Regions from separate parts of the Homo sapiens genome. Here region 2 is linked to region 1. Evidence: chromatin contacts called from ENCODE Hi-C or POLR2A ChIA-PET data. All regions are on one chromosome and are shown on one strand. Each heading gives the region's core, a stretch centred on a gene start or an enhancer-like site at or near the end of the contact. The rest is flanking DNA. Distances are from core to core; before and after follow the strand shown. Region 1 holds the start of ZFYVE21 (zinc finger FYVE-type containing 21). Region 2 holds the start of MTA1-DT (MTA1 divergent transcript).

What was found. Hi-C counts contacts between places; a loop is a spot of excess contacts on that map. ChIA-PET counts read pairs that join two places held with the same protein, here RNA polymerase II (POLR2A). Pooled maps may share reads with other maps.
Region 2: a pooled map shows a loop between it and region 1 (2.3-fold over the local background). The contact joins the promoter of MTA1-DT here to the promoter of ZFYVE21 in region 1. A Hi-C loop is called at or near these places in 2 of 50 pooled maps. POLR2A ChIA-PET finds 5 or more read pairs at or near these places in 2 of 52 experiments (GM10248 and activated CD8-positive, alpha-beta memory T cell).

The regions. Positions count from the first base shown.
Region 1 is chr14:103,713,628-103,721,087 of GRCh38, reverse strand. ZFYVE21 (zinc finger FYVE-type containing 21) reads right to left here and starts at 5,278. Exons shown (of 7, transcript NM_024071.4): 1 at 5,109-5,278. The coding sequence starts at 5,246. It overlaps XRCC3 (X-ray repair cross complementing 3), which reads left to right and starts at 5,637. Exons shown (of 10, transcript NM_005432.4): 1 at 5,637-5,664. RefSeq lists enhancers at 2,404-2,914, 6,151-6,836 and silencers at 4,465-4,544, 4,605-4,674, 4,775-4,854, 5,045-5,614, 5,695-5,954.
Region 2 is chr14:105,416,980-105,424,439 of GRCh38, reverse strand. MTA1-DT (MTA1 divergent transcript) reads left to right here and starts at 4,701. Exons shown (of 2, transcript NR_125385.1): 1 at 4,701-5,418; 2 at 6,131-6,859. MTA1 (metastasis associated 1) reads right to left here and starts at 4,613. Exons shown (of 21, transcript NM_004689.4): 1 at 4,377-4,613. The coding sequence starts at 4,404. RefSeq lists enhancers at 1,731-2,400, 2,401-3,068, 5,747-6,416 and silencers at 4,520-4,779, 4,870-4,919, 4,950-5,049.

The DNA.
Region 1 (7,460 bases), core at 4,029-6,528:
TCGGGAGGCTGAGGTGGGTGGACTGCTGGAGCTCAGGAGTTTCAGACCAGCCTGAGCAACATAGCACAACCCTGTCCCTACAAAATAAAACCTAAAAATTAGCTGGGCGTGGTGGCGGGTACCTATGGTCCCAGCTACTCGGGAGGCTGAGGCAGGAGAATGGCTTGAACCCGGGAGGTGAAGGCTGAAGTGAGCCGAGATCGCGCCACTGCACTCCAGCCTGGGTGACAGTGAGACTCCGTCTCAAACAAAACAAAAAACAGAAATCATGAAGCCCATCACTCCTCCACAGTGCGGCAGACACCAGCATGGAGCTCCTTAGAGACCTGCAGGTCGAGACCCGCTCCCCCACTCCAATGCAACAGGAACGGCCCCTCGAGGGTCACAGGGCAGCTCCTCAGAACCAGCACCCGGCCCACCCCAAAGAGTGGGGTTTGGCAGCACGCAAGAAACCAAAAGCGCCTCCATATAATCTGAAAGTATAGTTTAGGGAGTTTAAATGGATGTTCAAAAAAAGTTATAAAAAGAACCAAGTCTCAGGACACAGGCTGGACATGGACATAGGCCTGCCCTCCCTTTGAGGCTGGGGTGACAAAAAACATCAGGCCCCACCACGCACTCTGAGCTCCCACACTACAGTGAGAAGCGTCACCCACTGGCTGGTGGGGCTCCCACAGTCAACTAATTCTCAGCCCCCCAAGAACTCGCCAATCAAAAAACAATTTAAATGCATGTATCAATGCACCTTTATTGAAAGATAATCACGTTTAACTGGTAGAGCGTAACTCCTACAAACAGAAAAGGAACCCACGTCAAAGATTTACCTCATTAGTTAATGAGAGAACCAATAAGACTAAAAACCCAGTTCAAAGGAGAATCCAAAGAGCAGACATGGATACAGGCCGTGAGGAAGGAAGATATGAGTTGTAAACTGGCTCCTCTCACAGGGACCCCGCGGTGGGGTGTGTGAGAGAGGACATCAACTTCACCTCTGAGAGACAAAATCTACTTGCATCTCAGGGACTAGAAACACGTGCGTTACTATCAGTTTTCTACAATTTGAAGCTGTCAGACAGTTTGAAGACGGTGACAGGTGCAGACACTATGATCACAGCCTGGGAGGGTTATGCTACAGGCGGCCTGGCCTCCCACAGGACGCCCAGGAATCCTTTTTTGTGGCTTCAAAGTCTCAGTTTTACCTAACATCAGTAACAGCTCTCCAGCCTGGGTGACACAGCAACACCTTGTCTCAAAAAAGAAAAAGCTCTTAGCCAGCCACAGGGACCCTTGAGGAGCTCGCTGGTGTCCCTGGCAGTATCTCATGAGGCTGCTGGTTCCCAGAACACCTGTGGAGGCTCTGGCAGCCCCTGGCACCTCACAGGGGTGAGCTTTACCCAAGCGCTGAGATCCTGGAAACAATTATGAAACCCCCCACCCTGCAGTGTGCTGGGAAAGCCTTCCACCGAGAACCACCCTCCCCATACGAGCCAGAGGAGATCACAGATGCCCCCCTTGCTTACCTGCAGCAAGGCCCTCCAAATTCCCATTCTCTGCCTCAGAAAACACTGGCCATTTCTCCTCATGATCAACTGGAACACAATTCCCTTACCTGGACTTTTTTTTTTTTTTTTTTGAGACAGAGTCTTGCTCTGTCACCCAGGCTGAAGTGCAGTGGCACAATCTTGGCTCATTGCAACCTCCTCTTCCCGGTTCAAGTGATTCTCCTGCCTCAGCCTCCTGAGCTGGGATACAGGCACACACCACCACGCCCGACTAATTTTTGAATTTTTATTATTTATTTATTTATTTTGAGACGGAGTCTCGCTTGGTCGCCCAGGCTGGAGTGCAGCTGCACGATCTCAGCTCACTGCAACCTCCACTTCCTGGGTTCAAGTGATTCTCCTGTCTCAGCCTCCCAAGTAGCTGGAATTACAGGCACTCATCACCACGCCCAGCTAATTTTTGTATTCTGGCCTCAGCTCTCTGATCTGCTGGAGGTCCTGACCCTCCACTGGCCCATCCCACCTCCCCAGCTTGATTCTTTCTAGCCTTGGCCACTCCTCCCTGCAAAAGAAAAGCCCTGTCCGGCCTGGCCTGTGAGACCCTCGCAGAACTCAGGGTCCCCTGTTCTCCCCGCTGCACAGCTCCAGACGCCTCTAGCAACAGTCCTCACTTCAGATCTCTCCTCATCCGAGTCCAGGCTCGTGATCAGACGCGCACGTGCTCTCTCCTTCCTGGCTCTGAATCTAGAGTATCCATCAAAGTGTCAACCCGCCAGCATGGAGCTGCGGTCATTCTTCTGCCAGCACCACGGATGGGAGGTGGGAGGGGTGCACAGCGGCAAGGATTTTAAGGATAAAACTCAGGATCTCAGCTGCTTGTGACAAGCCCAGATGGCTGCACGCCCGGACCGCCCACCCCCAAGCCCACTGCCTTGCGTCAGTGTCGGATATTTGATGGCAGAGTCAGACAAGCCCCAGAGATCATCTGAAGCTTCCTTCACACCCCCAAAGCACCTCTATCCAAAGTGGTGTCGCACGAAGCTTTACACGCCGCCTCTGCCTCCCCTGCCCCACAGGTTCCTGAGGAGGCACAGACTGGAGAAACGATTCTCAACTGGTTCTGCGTCAGAGCCTTGAGAATCTGAGAGCTGCAGGCCACCTCTCGGAGAAAGGTGCATGTGTGCACATGCTCCCCAGGGGGTTTTGCAGCATTTTAAAGGGATAACCCTCATGGGCCCAAACTGATAAACCAGCCCGGTCAGGCAGCTGGTATTCGGGAGACGGGCACTGGGCTGGATTCAGACTCCCCTGGCTAAGAACAGAGCTGGAATGAAAATGGACCAACACGTTTACAGATATGACGATGATGCCGATCGGCACACGGCCACCAAGCCAAGGACAATGTTACCCACCTGCCAAGTTCTACCAAATTCTCCTCTCCCCATTCCAAACCACCTCAAATAAACCTATTTCCCACAACTGGTTATCTGCACATTTGAGTCACCTCCCGACAATCACCTTAGCGGCCCCAAGCACGCAGCCAGCACAGTGTAGCTCAGTGTCCCCTTCAGCATCACCACATGCCAGGCGACTGTTACCGTACATGTCCCCTCGAGCTATTGCACCTAAAGCTGGACTTTATTCCAAATCTTCCAGCCCTTACTGCCCCGTTCTAAGTTCCTCCAGAACACTGTCTTTGGTCGTTTCTGGCCTGTAAGACCATGCTCCAATACAATTCACAACGCAAAACTCAGAGACAAAGTCCATCTTATTAGAATGGTTTCTCTGTCCCCCAAGCCCACCCAATGCTAGGACCTCCCTCAGCTGCTCAGATCCCAGTTAATCATCCAAACATGGTGGGGGGCTCTGGAGGGGTATCCTGCCACCACGCCAGCGTGGGAATGAATCTTCTCTTCCACGAGGGGTGCCACCTTGACTCAAGTGTTTCAACTCCACTCAGTCGGAAGTCACCGCGGGACTGCCACACAGTGCCTCAGCAGAGGCCACAAAGAAAGGCAGGGAAAAATGCTAAACAATTCAGCTGATACCAGAAGGGCTCTGGAAGAGAGAATGAAGGAGGGGAACACAGTGGTTCACTATAAAACAGAACCGTAAGATCAGTGCATGTGTACAGCAGGGAGAAAGAAATTGTGCTTTGGTGGAAACCTCTGCCTCATCTTGGCCACACTTTCTCACGTGCTCCTTACGGTTCATACAGACGTAGAGTATTTCTGTGCTATTAAGAGTTCGTTACACCATAAATACAATTTTCACGTGTCAACTTAAAAGTAAATTTTAAAAAAGATGAAGGAGGATGATTGGCGGAAAGTGTCTAAAAAGACTCCTCATGGTGGCGATACTGGGGAGAGGTGGGCAGCACTGGTCTCAACTCTCCAGGACACGCTCAGTGACCGGTGATGGCTCCGTACACTGTAGATGCCAGAGACACTTCCCCAGAGTCACTCGAATTCCGTCCTGTCCCCGAGGCTCTGTGGCCGCTCACCCCCCACCAGGCCTCCAACCAAGCTTCAATGAACCCAGTCAATTAGTGCTACTTTGACTTCTTGAACCTAGTTCCAACGTCTGCTTAGTTCTATCACTGAGGGAATTAAACGAATCTGTAACACGTGTTAAGTATGAAAGTCATATTACAAAAATTCTTTTTCTCCCCCAATTTTTTTTTTATCGTGGTAAAATCCACAGAACAGAAACTGGACACACCTGTTAGCGCACAGCCAGTGGGATTAAATGCACTCGGGGCCTTCCCAGTTGGCCAAGGGGCTGGTGTGAGGCAAAGGCACCTCCGATCAGGTCACAGGGAACCCCACGGGAGGCCCAGCGGATGGCCTGGCTCAGGGACCCCACGCCCACGCCCCAATGTCTGCAGGAGTGGCCTGGGCAACTCCTGCCGTGTCTGGGCCCATGGGAAACGGGTGCAAATCTGCGGTCTCCTTCAAACTGTCCAGTGGGCGACTGCGACCTCGCTTCCGAGGTGGAGGGTGGTATAGACGAAGGGAAACGGGGGGCAGCCTGGCCCGCAGACTGGGTCCTGGCCCTCCTTCCGAGCAGGAGGTGGCTTCGGAACCGGCCACCCGCCCGCGGCACCGACGCCTCCCCCGGTTCCCGGGAGGGACCCCTGCGGGGCCGCCAGCTCCAGCGCTTCCGCGGACAGCACGCGCCCTCCCCACCGAGCCTGCGAGGAAGGCGCTCCGCCTTCCACTTTCTCGGGAGCGAGCCCCAGCTCTCGGGACGCAGTCCACACGCGCTAGCCCAGCACGAACCGGCCTCGGGCAGGGCCGCACCCACCCCCGGGACCAGCCCGCGCCCCGCACCCCGCCTCCCGGCGCCCGCCCTGGACAGGTGCCTCCTGCCCTCCCGGGACCCCCGCACCGGGACACCGCGCGCCTCCCGCCCTCCCCGCGGGCGTAGGAGCCTGAGGCGGCGGCCCGGGGACGCGGCCAACCTGGGAGAGAGCGGGGGCGGGGGCCGGCTGGGGAAGGGGCCGCCCGGAGGCGGAGGGGTCGTCGCGGGAGCCTGGAAGCCCGCGGGGCCGGGCCGGGGCGGCGGGGCGGGTCGGAGGCGCTGGCCGGGGCGACGGCCACCCACCTCCTTGTCCGGGACCCACTGCGGCTCCTCCAGGCCGAACGGGCTTCCGAAGGCGCGGTGTTCGGGCACCATGCGCAGGCCGCTCGGGGAGCGCACCAGCTTCTTGGCGTCGCGGCGCGCGGACACCTCGGAGGACATGACGCCGCCTCAGCCTCTCGGCCAGCGGCCCCGCACCCGGCCCCTCGCCCAGCCCGGGGCACCGCCCGCCCCGCCCCGGTCCGCGCGCGGCTGACAGCGCCGGCGTCCAATCGCCAAGCCCGCCACGGAGCGCGGACTAATCGGAGCTTGAACTCCGCCCCATCGCTGCCCTCTCCAATCCGTGTAAGGGCACCGCCCCTGCAACCCTGAGGTCGATCACCAATCGGCGGCGAGGGCTGGCCCGGGTACGCTCCGCCCCTCTCAGGGAGATTGAGACTTTGGATTGGTTAGTTAGTCAGTCACGTTAGCGCCGCTTCGTCTCTGATTGGTGTAGCCCACTCAGGGTGCTAGGCGCCTATTGGAGGAGAAGGCCGAGAGGAGCAGGACGGCGGGAAGAGGAGTGCGGAACCCGCGGGAGGTGAGGCCCGCCGAGCCGGGCTGCGAGCCGGGCTGCGAGCCGGGCGGCAGCGGGGTCGGAGGTCGTGGGCGGCAGCGGGCGTGAGGGGTGAGGCAGGGTCAAGGGGCGGGGGCGGCCGCGGGTCTCCATTGCCCGAGCCTGTGGGAGCAGGCGGGCCTGGGGCTGCAGCACTCACCCCGGGAGCCCCGCCGCAGCTCGGGTAGCGTTCAGGCACCTCGCCGGGGCCGGGCCGCGTGCGTTCGGAGCGGGGAAGGCGGTCTCCGGGGCCCCCGGTGCGCGCGGGGAGGCGTCCGCTCAGGGGAGGCCGAGGTGGGCCCGCGGCTGCGCCCCCGGCCTTCGATGCCTTCGCTCGTCCGCCTGGGACCGCGCTGGCTTCGCATCGAAGTGGGAGAGGTCTGAACAGTTATTTTAATACTTTGATTTGGAAAGAAAATCCTTTAGGCCGGGCGCGGTGGCTCACGCCTGTAATCCGAGCACTTTGGGAGGCCGAGGCGGGCGGATCACGAGGTCAGGAGTTCAAGACCAGCCTGGCCAACATGGTGAAACCCCGTCTCTACTAAAAATACAAAAATTAGCTGGGTGTGGTGGCACGTGCCTGTAATCCCAGCTGCTTGGGAGGCTGAGGCAGGAGAATTGTTTGAACCAGGACCCGGGAGGCGGAGGTTGCAGTGAGCCGAGATCACATTACTGCACTCCAGCCTGGGCTACAGAAAAAGACTCCATCTCAGAAAGCACACAAAAAAAAGAAGAAAATGTTTGTTCATCCTGCCTTTAATTCCTTATTACAAGGCGTGAATTTTTATTGTTTTTTTTGAGACAGTCTGGCTCTGTCATCCGGGGTGGAGTGCAGTGGCGTCTTCACAGCTAGGCACAACCTCGACCTCCCAGGCTCTCAAGTAGCTGGGACCGCAAGCGCCACTACACTGGCCAGCTATTTTTCTTTTTTTTTTTTTTTTTCGGTAGAGAGTAGGTCTTGCTGTGTTGCCCAGGCTGGTCTTGAACTCCTGGGCTCAGGCGACCTTGGCCGCCTTGGCCTCCCACGGTGCTGGGATGACAGGCATCAGCAGTGTTGAAGCCTGTGAGGTGGGGTCCCTGTGGCTGACTCTGCCCTCTCCTGGGGCCATTGGCAGTGCAGGGGTCCTTGTGTGTGGAGGAAATAAGGAGATGATCAAAGTATGATTCCACGAATCACACGGTTTATTGTCAAAGAAGATTTGTTCTCGGGTTCACAGTGCTCAGAGGGGAGGAGAGGGGAGGAGGTGAAGACACCTGGCAGGGAAGCAGGGCCTCCATGGATGGGGTGCATTCACGGCAGGGAGGTGAGTGGCAGAACGGCCAGGGTCCGGTTGCTCTGCTGGGATGGAGCGGGCCCCTGGAGAGTGAGATCTGGTGAGAGTTCGAGGTTTGCCTTGGTAGCAGTGGAGAGCGTGAGAGCGGGAGCTCTCTGAGAAGCTGGGACCGAGGTCCAGCTCCCAGGCCAGCAGCGTATAGCTTGCCTCAAAGCATCTGCACAACCTTCAAGCTGATGTCTGTTTTTGCAGTCCAGCAGTCAGGGTCAGTAACTCACATAAGGGAGTGTCTGACAAGGTTTAAGTGGCATTCCCAAGGTTGCGGAGTTCACTCAAGTCCTCACATATGTGGTCTGATAAGACATCACACTCTTGCAGGGGGGTCAGGTCACCCCAAAACATCAGACTATGTAAGTGCTGTGAATCACTTCAAAGCTACACAGCAGGTCCCAGGGCCCAAGGCAGAGGAGTGAGTCCACCTCGGAAGGCTCAGAGCAGCTCCAGGCA
Region 2 (7,460 bases), core at 3,452-5,951, 1.7 Mb before region 1:
CACAAGGTCAGGAGATCGAGACCATACTGGCTAACACAGTGAAACCCCGTCTCTACAAAAAAAAAAAAATTACAAAACATTAGCCAGGCATGGTGGCGGGCGCCTGTAGTCCCAGCTACTTGGGAGGCTGAGGCAGGAGAATGGTGTGAACCCGGGAGGCGGACTTGCAGTGAGCCCAGATTGCGCTACTGCACTCCAGCCTGGGGGACAGAGCGAGACTCCGTCTCAAAAAAACAAAGGTGGAGCAAGCCAGGAGTGCTCAGTGGCTGAGGCAGGAGAAGCTCAGTGGCCCATCCTGCCTGGAGAGTGAGCCAGGGCTGCCAATGGCGCAGTGCTGAGGCCGATCCTCACAGGCCAAGTGGGACAGCCCCATGCCATCCCCTCCAGGACATCACACCTGGGCCCCTGCCACTTCTACCACTCCCGCTCCTGGTGCTCACAGGACGGCCGTGTCTCCAGGGCTCTTCCCTGCCTTCTTGGAAAAGATGGGTGGGACCCCAAAAGTCGGCCCATGGAGCAGCAAGTGCCTAGGGACACGGTGCACTCAGCACTCCAGGGTAGGGCGGCGCTGGCTGCAGCCCTCTACAAATCTGACATTTTTTTTAAGTTTACTTTTTTCCCCACTGGCAAGTATATAGAGCAATAAAGTTTAAACTTCAAAAAAACACTAGAATAAAAATACAAAAGCAACATTTCTAACAGCGCGCCAGAGCGCAGATGATGGCACATGCCAAGCCCAGTGAAGACCAGCAGCACGGACAGGGTGCTTCCGCCCAGGCTGCGCCAGAGACCGGGGCAGAGCCCGCGGCCCTGCAGGGGCAGGGGCTTTCTGGCATCCTTTCAAACTACATTAAAATTTTTTTTTTTTGATACGGAGTCTCACTCTGTCACCCAGCCTCAACTTTTATTAAAATTAAAACAAAAAGGCCGGGCATGAGCTCACGCCTGTAATCCCAGCACTTTCGGAGGCCGAAGCGGGTGGATCACTTGAGGTCAGGAGTTCCAGACCAGCCTGACCAACATGGAGAAACGCCGTCTCTACTAAAAATGTAAAACTTAACCAGGCCTGGTGGCGCCTGGCTAGTCCCAGCTACTTGGGAGGCTGAGGCAGGAAATCGCTTGGGCCGGGGAGGCGGAGGTTGCAGTGAGCCGAAATCGCGCCTCTGCACTCCAGCTTGGGCCACAGAGCAAGACTCCATCTCAAAAAAAAAAAAAAAAAAAAAATTAAACAAAAAAAATCCAAAAGATGGGGTGTTAACCTCTTGCAATGAAAAACAGAAACACCCAAGGCAAAATGGTAATGGCCTGTCCACTGAAAAGCAGAAGCCCCACATGAGCAAGCTGCAGGCGGCTGGCAGGCACCGATTCCTGCTGTCCTGTTTTGGATGCTATCTAACATCTTCATGTTCAACCCAGAGAAGAAACATCCCGCCGTTGCCCTGGGGCCCTCTCATCCCACAGCAGGTTTCAAGCCTTCCCCAGCCCTCGGGATGGACAACCCTTGAGAAGCAGAGGTCAGGGAACCCTGACCCCGCCACCCTTGCCCAGGCCATCCGCTGCCCTCACAGGCACAGACAGAAGGCCTCTGTCCGTGGCCAGGGCACTCCATGGGGAAGAAACAGGCCCTGTTCCCTCCCTGCTCACCACTTCACCCAGCTCAGCTGGCACAAAAATACTGCCACCACACCTTCACCCTGCCTAGCCCAACCTGGCAGGGCCTCGGAGTAGCCTGCCAGCTAAAATACGGGTTGCCCAGATAACTGTGAATGTCAGATAAGAATCTTCTGGGACAAGTATGTCCCATGCCATATTTGGGACATACTTACACTAATAAATTTCTGTTTATCTGAAACTCAAATTTGCCTGGGCGTCCTGTACTTTTCTTAACTAAATTTGGTGCCTCTACACACAAGGTCCCTGGGGTGGGGGGGCACAGGAGCAAGCCCCTTCCCAGGCTGGGTCCCTGCCGGCATCTCCCACAGGCCAGGACTGGCCACCCAGATGGAGCCCGTGCCAGGCAGCCGGCGACAGACGGACAAAGGCTGCTCAGGAGACACTGCACACCTTCCTCTTTCTTGTCTGGGGGCTCAAGAATCCAGACGCCCACCTCCCCGAGCGAGCACCAAGACAGGAAGCCAACCTGCAATGCCCAGCCCACTGCGACCACAGGGCTCTGCCGGGGTCCTGCCGGAACCCAGGGTTCCGGTCCAGAAGCCAGGGATAAATGCCGCTTCTCCTATAGGGACAGTCAGAGTAGAGAGGGGGAGGCCTACAGTCTCACCTGCAGGGAGAGGAAGTCCTCGGGGCGGGCACGTGGGGGGCCTGACAGCTCCGAGCACACCCGGCCACAGTGACCACGGACTGCACACGCAGAAGCAGTCTGGATCCCACGCGTGGCTGTGCTGCCAGCAGACAGCACCCAACCTCCCATGCTCCTCATCACAGGAAAAGAGACCAGCAGCATCTCTGCCAGGCATGGTGGGGCCCCTCCGCCACAGCCTAGGAGTCCAGGCCACCCACCCTCACAGCACTGGAGTGCGTGGGTCAGTGAGGCCCTGGGACGGGCCTGCGGGCACAGGGGGACAGAGGGTTCGGGGAGGGCGGCGCAGCCCCACGAAGGGCTCCTCCCAAGCCTGTGTGGGGCCCAGGGGAGCTGCACCTCCGGGATGGGACAAGGCAGGGTCCTGGCTTTCATCAGCCACAGCACAGCTGCCACAGGGCACAAAAGGACGGCTGAGAGACGAGGTCCTCACCCACACCATGGGGAAACCGAGGCATGGGAAGGTTGGAGGGGGGGCAGCCAGGCTGGCGCCAAGATCACAGGCAGGCAGGCCTGAAGGCCGAGCAATGCAGCCACTAGGAAGGCATGAGTTGGGGTCGGGGTGTCCCCAGCCCTAGAGCCCAAAGCTGCCACCACTCCCCACCCCCAACATGGGTGGGGGCAGGGAGAGCTCTTCTTGGGACCAATCCCAAAACCATGCGCAGTGGGCCCGGCTGGAGCCCAGGCAGCAGGCATCCTCTCTGCCAGGGTGAGAAACTGGGCCCTCATGTCAGGCTGGAAGGGGGGTCTCCAGGTGGGGAGAAAGAACAGGAAGGAACAGGCCCCTCCCTCGAGGGACCCCGCACCCAGGCTGCTCCCTGAGCGTGGGGTGGGCTCAGCGCACCTGGGTCCACACAGGGACCTGGCAAAGCTGTATGAGGCTGTGGGAGGGGCTGCCGCTGGATGGGGTACAGGCCCACCGCCCCTCTGAGAGGACAGGGGAGGCCCAGAGCTGCTGATGCGGACTGACCGCCCATCTCACAGACGGGATGTAGGGGGCTCCCACCGTCCCCAAGGTCACAGGACTGGCCGGCCAGACCACACGGCGTCCAAGGCAGCAGAAGCCACGCTCGAGAGACACAGAGTGTTCTGGGCACTCGGGGTCAGGGGCATGGGGATCAAGCCAGAGCGGGAGTGACCCCAGCTCCCTCCAGCAGCGCAGGCTGCAGGTGGGAAAGGTAATGAGCACCTGCCCGAGAGGGTCACAGGCAGGGAGGGGTCTCAGAGTCCTGGGGAGGGAGGCGCTGATGGAATGATGGAATGCACACGACCCCCCACCTTCCTGTGAAAGACCCCACGGAGTCCCAGGCACACGAAGGAGGGCAAGGCTCAAAGCTGCAGGCCCGGGGGGCCCGAGCAACAGGAGGCTGGGCCCACGGAGGAAGCCCCTGCCCAGGAGGCCCTCCGGCCTCTCCCCAACCCTTGCAAAGCGCCTCCCGAATGGGCTGAGGTGAGCGAGAGGCAGGGAAAAGTTTGGGGGGACTTAGAGGCGTGCTCGGGATGCTCGCTCCCTGCTGAAGACCCCCTGAGGGATCCCTGCTGGGGGAAGCCCCGGGGCCAGGCTGCAGGAGGGCTCTAGGGAGGAACGTGGCCCCTCACCGGGGCTCCCCATCCCCAGAGGGGATGCACCGGAGTCCCAGCACAGGGCCGCGGGCCGGGGGAGACCCCACAGCCCCAAAACTCCTGCTCCCAGACCGGCAGCCGGCGCCTCCCAAGGCCACGTGCTCCCGCTGGGGGCTCCCGGCCCCGGACCCCCGGATGTCCCGCAGGCCCCGCGCCCCCCCGCCACCCCCGCGGCCGCCCCCTCGGCCCCAACAGGTGGGCCGCCCCCCACCCCCGGGCCGCCGAGCCCCGCCCGCCCCCGATGGGGCCGACCCGCGGGGCCATTTTGGGTTGGGGTGAGCACGGCGGGGGGCGGTTCGGGAAGGAGCCGGGGGCCGCGAGGGCGGGCGGGGGGCGCGGGGCCTGCGGGGCAGAGGGGCGGGGGAGGCGGCAGCGGCGGCGGGTGGGGGCTGCGGGCGGGTCGGGGCCGGGCATAAAGGCGGTGCGGCCTTACCTCCGACCCTGTACATGTTGGCGGCCATGTCCGGGCCGGCGGCGGCGGAGGGGCCCGGGGCGGGCGCGGCGCTCGGCGCGGGCGGCCGGGAAAATGGAGGCGCGATGGCGGGGGCGGGGGGCGCCGCAGGCGTTTAAAGGGGCCGCGCTGCTGCCGCCGCCGCCGCCGCCGCCGCCGCCGAGGCCGCCGAGGCCGCGCAGGGACGGGAGGGCCGCGGCGCGGGCGGGAGAGGAAGAGGAGGAGCGGCCGCGGGCGGCGGGGAGGGGCCTCGGGCGCCGCCGCCCACCGCACGGGCCGTTACCGACCCCGCGCCGCCCGCGGCCCGCGCGCCCCTTCCCGGACAGTTCCTCTCGGCGCCCCCGAGTCCTCCCCGCGCGCCGCTTCCCGGGTGGGCCCTTCCACCAGAACCCCCTGGTAGATCCTCCCCTGGTGCCCTGGGGGTAGAGGGGAGATCCTCCACAAGGGCCATTTCCCTGGTGATCCCTCCCTGTGCCCCACAGGTGAGTCCTGCCGTAGCTCTCCAGGGGTTCCTCCTGATGCTGGGGTCCTCCGGCATTCCTCCCTGAGCCCCCCAAGGGCCCTGAAGCTCAGCGGCCCAGCCCTGGCCTCGGGGTCCCCACCCCACACCTCCCTTCCAGGCCTAACCTTTGCCCCCGACACCAGGCAGGGCGTGTCCTTGGCCTTCGCCGCCCAGCCCGCGTGGCATCTCTGGACAGGTGGTCGTGCGCGCCTTGGTGTGGGCAGGCTCCGTAGCCGGCAAAGCCTCCCTGAACCGTGACCTGGTGAGAAGGCCGCAGAGGAGGTGCCTGTGCCCAGAGGCCACCTCCAAAGACCCCACCTGAGGCTGGAACCCAGCGCCTGCTGACCCCGCCAGCCCCAACAGGGCTGGAGTCCAGGAGCGGCCGTGCTCTTTCCGCAGTGAGGCAGCTGCCTTCTCTTCCCACCACCTGTCAGGATGCCTTCCCGTGTGTGCTTGTGCACAGGTCTAAGGAGAGGAGAGTCCAGTGAGTGACCCAGACGCCCCAGCCAGGAAGAGCATGAGGTGCGAAGGGGGCTTCCCAGATGGAGAGAAACAGATGGTCCCAGAGTGGCTTGGAGACAGGTGCAACATCAGTGTTGGGGGAGGTGAGCAAAAGGAGCTGTCTCGGGGTTCCAGGCTGCTGATGTGAGCAGCACCGTGGGTCTCTGTCCTGCCTGCTCAGATGCTGGAGGGAGCTGACATCTACTTGGGACATCCCTCTCTGTAGGACATGGAGCGGAGCGTTCAGGGCTATCAGGAGGGAGCCCCGTGGCCACGGTGCAAGATCTAGGCAGGCGGGACAGACATGGTCAGGATGCTGGGGACACAGCATGGGGAATCCAGCACACAGGACACCATCCAGGTGGGTAGGAAACAGCATGTGCTGGGAGGAAAGCCAGGTGGGGGTCCCAAGGAGAGCGGTGGCCACAATGTCATGGCTGCAGAGCAGACCAGTAAGGAAAGCCCCACCAGGGTTAGCACAGGGCCAGGAACCCGAGCTGCAGGGCGGTGCTGTCTCTGGGGAGAGAGGGCTATGGGTCCCAGGACACATCCTGCGGGCTGGGCTGCAGGGAACAGGAGCTGGCTTGCTGGTGATTGGGAGGGAAGAGCAGCCAGCCAGCGGCCAGGTGCAGGAGAGGGGCAATGACAGACAGGCAGCGTCTCTCCAGAAGGAAGGTGGGGCTGCTGGCCTCCCCTGTCCTACAGCCCCAGCCTACCTCTGTCTCCTCAGCAGGAAAGCAAAGCTGCAGCCTGAGATCTCCTTCCACCAACTCCTGGCATGGCCAGAAAGTTAGCCAGAAACACCAGAAAGTGCCAGGCAGCTAGGAAGCATGGGGAGAGCCCCCTGAAGCTGCGTGTGTAGTGCCTGCTTCCGCTGCCATCCCAGAAATGGACGAGCTTCACCCTGAGAACCCAGCCACACCACTGGGACACATCCTGACAGTGACATGCACACTCTTCCCTGGCCCCAGCCTGGAGAGGAGCCTCCTGAAGACACCAGCCTTTGCTCCTTCTCCCAGTGGGAGTGGAGAGAACTGACTGCTGGAGTGGAGACAGTCAAGGCTGTCCTTCTGAGGGAGCACAGCACAGGGTCTGGTGTCCCAGGGAGGCAATCTGAAATTCAAGCCAGGCCTCCCCAGCGGAGAGGACACACCCCTCACCATGCAGAGTGACGTTTAGTAAACTCTCAAAAGAGAGCACAGAGCCCCACTCCTCCAGCCGACCCATACTCTGCCTCCCCACTCCAGACCAGTGAACAAGGTGGATTGCCCTTAAGCCAGCTCAGAGGCAAAGTCCAAAGACCTCAGGTGAGTCAAACAATAAAAACAAAGAATTAAGAAGAATCCAGCTGGGTGCGGTGGCTCACGCCTGTAATCCCAGCACTTTGGGAGGCTGAGGCGGGAGGATCACGAGCAGGAGGTCGAGACCATCCTGGCTAACACGGTGAAACCCCGTCTCTACTAAAAATAGAAAAAATTAGCTGGGCGTGGTGGCGGGCGCCTGTAGTCCCAGCTACTCCGGAGGCTGAGGCAGAAGAATGGCGTGAACCCAGGAAGCGGAGCTTGCAGTGAGCCGAGATCATGCCACTGCACTCCAGCCTGGGCGACAGAGCGAGACTCCGTCTCCAAAAAAAAAAAAAAAAAAAAAATCCATCCACTCCATCCACTTAGTAGCAGAGCGAATAGACATTCAGGAAAGAGCTTTCACGTCAGAAAGCACTACAGAAGTAGTGGCATATCCCCGGAGGCTGAGGTGGGAGCATTGCTGAGAGGTGGCACGTGACCACATCCATGTCATTCAACAACAGAAAAACAAGTCATCGAGGGTGTGAGGGGCCGGTGAGAAACCCAGTATGGAAGAAAACACAACTGGGCTGAGCGTGGTGGCTCACGCCTGTAATCCCAGCACTTTGGGAGGCCAAGGCAGGAGGATCACCTGAGGTCAGGAGTTCGAGACCAGCCTGGTCAACATAGTGAAACCTCATCTCTACTAAAAATACAAAAAAATTAACTGGGTGTGGTAGCGCGTGCCTGTAGTCCCAGCTACTCCGGAGGCTGAGGCAG